Linked DNA regions of Mus musculus: region 1 is linked to region 2. Evidence: chromatin loops called from intact Hi-C (ENCODE). Cell type or tissue: left cerebral cortex. All regions are shown on one strand.

What was found. Hi-C counts contacts between places; a loop is a spot of excess contacts. Peaks named below come from ENCODE experiments on the same cell type or tissue, not always from the same donor. Only the 100,000 strongest peaks of a DNase experiment are listed, where the experiment ranks them.
Region 1: it touches region 2 in a loop (2.2-fold over the local background); 5 of 42 quality-filtered maps call a loop at or near these places.

Annotation. Positions count from the first base shown.
Region 1 is chr2:117,262,730-117,265,229 of GRCm38, forward strand. Fam98b (family with sequence similarity 98, member B) reads left to right here. Exons shown (of 8, transcript NM_026620.3): 5 at 110-190; 6 at 1,094-1,210. Among named protein-coding and RNA genes, the nearest start is that of Fam98b, 14 kb to the left of the region's middle. In left cerebral cortex, a CTCF peak has its summit at 1,236 (motif pointing right); a DNase peak (open chromatin) is centred at 1,246.
Region 2 is chr2:117,341,204-117,343,703 of GRCm38, forward strand. Rasgrp1 (RAS guanyl releasing protein 1) reads right to left here and starts at 1,674. Exons shown (of 17, transcript NM_011246.3): 1 at 1,472-1,674. The coding sequence starts at 1,506. In left cerebral cortex, CTCF peaks have their summits at 1,041 (motif pointing right) and 1,843; DNase peaks (open chromatin) are centred at 107, 501, 616, 1,045 and 4 more places; H3K4me3 peaks cover 2,224 bases; H3K27ac peaks cover 2,106 bases.

The sequences.
Region 1 (2,500 bases), 78 kb before region 2:
TGTGTATGTATGTATGTGTGTGTGTATGTGTGTATGTATGTATGTATGTGTGTATGTATGTATGTGTGTATGTATGTAACTTTTTGTAATCTTTCATGTTTACTTTTAGGTGAAGGATATTCTCTGTAGAGTCCAGAAAAACCATGTGGGAAAGCCATTGCTAAAGGTTGATTTAAGTTCTGAACAGGCAGTAAGTGGTTCTTTTACTAGCTTTACAACTAAGTGAGGGCATAACTGTATTAGTTCATTTTAAAACATTTTTTTGTCACTGTAGTGAAATACAGTAGTATTCACTACTGTAGTGGCAGGCTGCCATTAGTAAAGAGACTTAGATTGCAGTTTTGAAGGCTGAAAATCTAAACCACATAGTGCCAGCTCTGGCAGGGCTGGTCTTTGTATCTGGCACTCCTGATGGGTGGCAAGGATGGTTTGTGTATATAAAGACAATACCGATGAAGAGGCATCCCAAAGTCCTTTTCAGGGTCTTGCCTGCAGTTAGTTGACCTACGTCTTCTCTCTTGGCCCCACCTTACACAGGCTCTCTGTGCTCTTTCTTTTCTCTCCCTACACCTGCCACCTTGCAGACCACACCTCCAGCAGGAACCTTTGAGGGGACAAGCAACATCCAAGTCCATTGTACTGCCTTCTTTTTATAAATGGACATTTAGTATTTTGGAGAAATAGAATTGATATTCTAGAGTAATCTATCACAACAGTTTAATCAAGTCATTAATTTAAAATATCTACTTAGTCAAGAATATTTATAGTGCCCAATAGATTAGCAGAATTGTGATTTGAAAGGATAATTTGTGAAGCTAGCAAGAAAGGCAGGTATTGGCATAGTCTTTCCTTATTAATGTGCACTGTTTAGTAAATTGATGTCTTACTAAATAAATATATCTAATGAAAGATATAGGCATCTTTAATAGCTTCTGAACACTATAAATGTTTTATCATTAAATGTTATTTAAATAATTTTTCATAGTCTCATAGGACCATAAAATGATCATTTAGTGTTTAAAGTACAGTAATTTTCAACTTCTTTTCTGAAGAATCAGTGTCTAATTTTTGTGTTTCATCCCCAATTCTTTAGGAAAAACTGGAAAGAATTAATGATGCTCTTTCCTGTGAATATGAGTGTCGCCGACGGATGTTAATGAAACGATTGGATGTGACAGTGCAGTCCTTTGGATGGTCCGATAGAGCAAAGGTGAGGCTGCTTTCCCACTGGTGTCCTGTAGGTGGCAGTGTGGGGCAGCTCCTGCCAGGCTTTCTCTGCTGTAGGTACCTAGGCCCAGTCACTCTTTACTCTATTCTAACCTACATGTTCAGTTACCAGTGCTCTTCCATACAATGATCCTAGTCTCCTATAGGTCCATGTTTGCTGATGACTTTTTCCCTGGCTTTCACCTTCCTTTTAATTTGCATGGCTTGATTTATACCAGTGCATAAAGGCGTATGTGTGAGCTGAGCGAGTTACAGATGTGAGTGAGTAACTAATGAAGCAGTAGCGTAGGGGCAGGTTTAGGGAGAACTGCTGTTGGAACAGGTTTCTTGTGTTTCTTAGGCCGTGTGACTGCAGCATGTCGTCTCATTGAAGAGAGTGGAGGAGTGGAGCCTTCCAACTCGAAGCTTTTCAGATAGCTTGGGGCCTTTGATCTTTCCAAGTGTTAGTCTGGGGTTCTCTCTGCCCCTCTCATATCATAGTGTAAGAACTTTCCAAACAGTAAATAGAGGCAGTCATTGGACTTTCCCTATTTCAAGGACTGCTGCAATGAGCTCTGTAATATCCAGTATATGACAATCCTTGGTTGCCATGATTCCTCTAGCAGCTTTTAGTCAATACCCTTCGCTTCATATCTGCTGCCTGTTATTCAGCTTCTAGCACAGTGGAGCTCTGATATTACCTCATACTGTTGTTTTGCCCTTCTTCCTGGGTTATAGCACTTGGTGTCACTTATACCACTATGATTTGACATCCTTCAAGGTTCATAGGCTAGAAGCTTGGTTCCCACCGTGGTGGTGGTCAGTGGAGTCTATCCACCCTGATGAATGGTCTGACCCTGGTCTTGAGGTTTGGTCTTACACGAATGAATTAGTTCTTGTGAAGTGGGCTGTTTAAAGTGCAGCTGTCATGAACTTGACCCCTCTGCAACATAGTCTTTTCTCTTTCCATATCATTTTCATGTTGGGATGTAGCTGGTGGACCTAGCCAGCATGCCTTTTGGACTAATCACTAGACTCACAAGCCAAATGCACCTGTAAGTTATCCAGCATCAGGGATTTTGTTAAAGCAGCACAAAAGCAATATATGAGTTTCATTCAGTGAGTGTCTAGCCTGGGATAGACAATCTAAGACTCTAGCAGTTAGAGAACTCAAAGACATGAAAGGAAAAGTTAAACTCTCATTATTTGCAAATACATGATTTATTTAGAAAACATCCTACAGATCTACTCAAAAACTCTTAGACCTAATAAACACATAGTTAAGTTATGGGAT
Region 2 (2,500 bases):
AGGATTGTTGCATGCCAGGCAAACACTCTTCACCAAGCTAGATCCCCGCTTCACGTCCTCTGCCCTCTCCCCTCCCTCCACCTCTTGGTGAGATGGTTGTAGGTAAGGATTTTTACAGTGCTTTATGATAGGCAACTTTGAGAGTGCTTTAACCATCTGAAGAGTGAACAGCCTCTAATTCTACAAAGTCATGATTTTAAAGGGCAGTAGCCACACGTTTCCAGTTAAACTTATGAATTAAATAAAACAAAATAACAACAATAACAGCAAAAACAAAAGCTTGAAAGAAACCCAGTAACTTCAAGATGTTTTCTCAGCCCTGCAGTAGTTAGCGTCTGCCTTCCCCACCCCACAGAGCCTGGGGAGAGGTTTCGAAGTATGAACCGATTTGGGGGACTTAGTCTCCAGGCACAGTTATCCACAGGGCAAAGGAGGAAACAGAGGAGGGCCGGGACATCTCATAGTTGTTTATAAGAAAAGGCAGCTTTCACAGGGCCATTTCTGCTGAGTGTAGCTTCCAGTCCTGCCCCACACCGCCAATAATGCAGAGTTAATTCAATGGACTAACCCATTATAGTGTAGCGCAAGGTAAGGTTGAGAACACTCAGGGGATGATATGGCCCAACAGGGAATTTTAATGGGCATAGTTACAGATCAGGCATGGTGCCGTCATATCGGAGTCCACGTGAATGGCGTTGTGAAGGACACAACGTTCTCGGCCCTAACAAAGGCTAAGTGGTGTCCAGGCAGTTACGGGGTCCTGGTGTTTTGAGGACAAACACTAAATTTCTTGACATCCCTCCAACCCCCACCCCAGGCTCCTTATTGCTGCCCAAGAGATAGACTGTTCATAGCCATTCTTCCTTCACCTTCCGTCTCCCAAACATCTCTGTAGAGTATAAGGGGAGGGGTGTAGACTCATAGACCATTGATTTGGAAACTTCTTTTTCCTCAAAGGGCAGCCAAGCACTGCCACCTCCGCTTGCAGCCATTGCCGCCAGTCGCTCCTGAAAGGCCAGGAGAGTCCGCAAGGTGGCGCTGTCCTAGACCCGCGCCCGCAGCGGGTGCCAAGGGCACGGAAAGTGTGCGAGTGGGAGTTCCCGGGGGGTGCCCAGACCGAGAGCATCCAGGGAGGTCGACTGTTGTGGGCGCTGGGTAGGTGAAAGGTTTGGCTGGGCTCAGACCACTCCAGATCTGCCCAGGTGACCTGTGGCCTCGCCACCCCAGCAACCCCAACTCTTTCTTCCCGACCTGGTGTGCTGGACTCTGAGGTTGTCTGTATCACGCCTATCTTGACCTGGCTCCCAGGTCCCCGATCATGGTCTACCCCTGTAGGCAACTCTCCTCCGAGGGAGGCGCCCTGGTCGTCTAGTCCCTCCTGGTACCCACTGGAGAGGACCACAGGGCACACCGCTCAGCTATCCTTCCCCAGTAGAGGTGCAGCGCTCTCCGAGGAGACGCAGCTACTCACCGCGGAGCCTCTCTCGCCTTGCCCAGGGTTCCCATGGTCGCGGCTCTCTGCGCCCCTGGAGCCGTCTCACCTAGAGCGGTGGGATCGGCTCGGCCGGGCGCCGCGCATCCCTCGGCCGCCGCTGGCCCTCGCAGCCCGGAGCCGACCACTCTTGGAGCCCGGCGAGCCGACCCAGGCTCACCCGCAGGCACAAAGTTTGTGCGAGCGCGCTCCCTACGCTCGCTCCCGCGCGCGCACACACTCTCTCGCACCAACCACCTGACAGGCGTTGATGTTATCATCAGGCTGGAGGAAACGTGGGGCGCCCTCAGTTCTTCTTCGAATCCTGCCCCCATTACTTGGTAGCGCCCCGAGGAGTTGCGCCGCCCTAGCGTCTCCCTTCATCCCCGCCTGCCATTCATCTCTCCCAGCCCAAGAGTTAGGTCCGAGGGGTGCAGAGTGAGTTGCCCCGAAATTGACAAAGCTAGAGCCTTGCGAAGAGTTGCCTCCACCCAAGGCTACGAGTCCCCTAGGGGGGTGGGGGTGGGGGCTCTGCTGAGACCCTTTCCCGGATGGCAGGACTGTCTTGTATGTATCAGTGAGGGTACACAGTCGGGTCTGGGCAAGGAAGGCAGAACCCCCCTAAACTACTACGCACTTAGTTCTCTTTGGCATATTTAAAAAAAGAGAAGACTTAGCTGTGTGCACTGCACTACGGAGGAGGCGGTGGGTGTGGAGGTGAGCTGTCAGGTTAGAGGCTGCTGCTTGGGAGTTTGTGGGTGTGGTAGACCAAGAGAGCCAAGTGGGAGTGGAAGGCTAGGGGAGGGGCTTTCTTGCAATGTCAGCGTGCCAGCAGACCTGGCCAAGAGGGGAGACCTACCTGCTACTTGTCTGGAACATGGCCACGGTAATACCAACAGCTAATGCTGATCCAGTGCTGTTTCCTACATGTTACCTCGTTAAGCCACCCCTCCAAACGCAAAGAGGGCACTGCGTAAGATTTAGAGAACACCAGGCTCTCACAGCCAGTAAACCGAAAAGAGAGGTGGC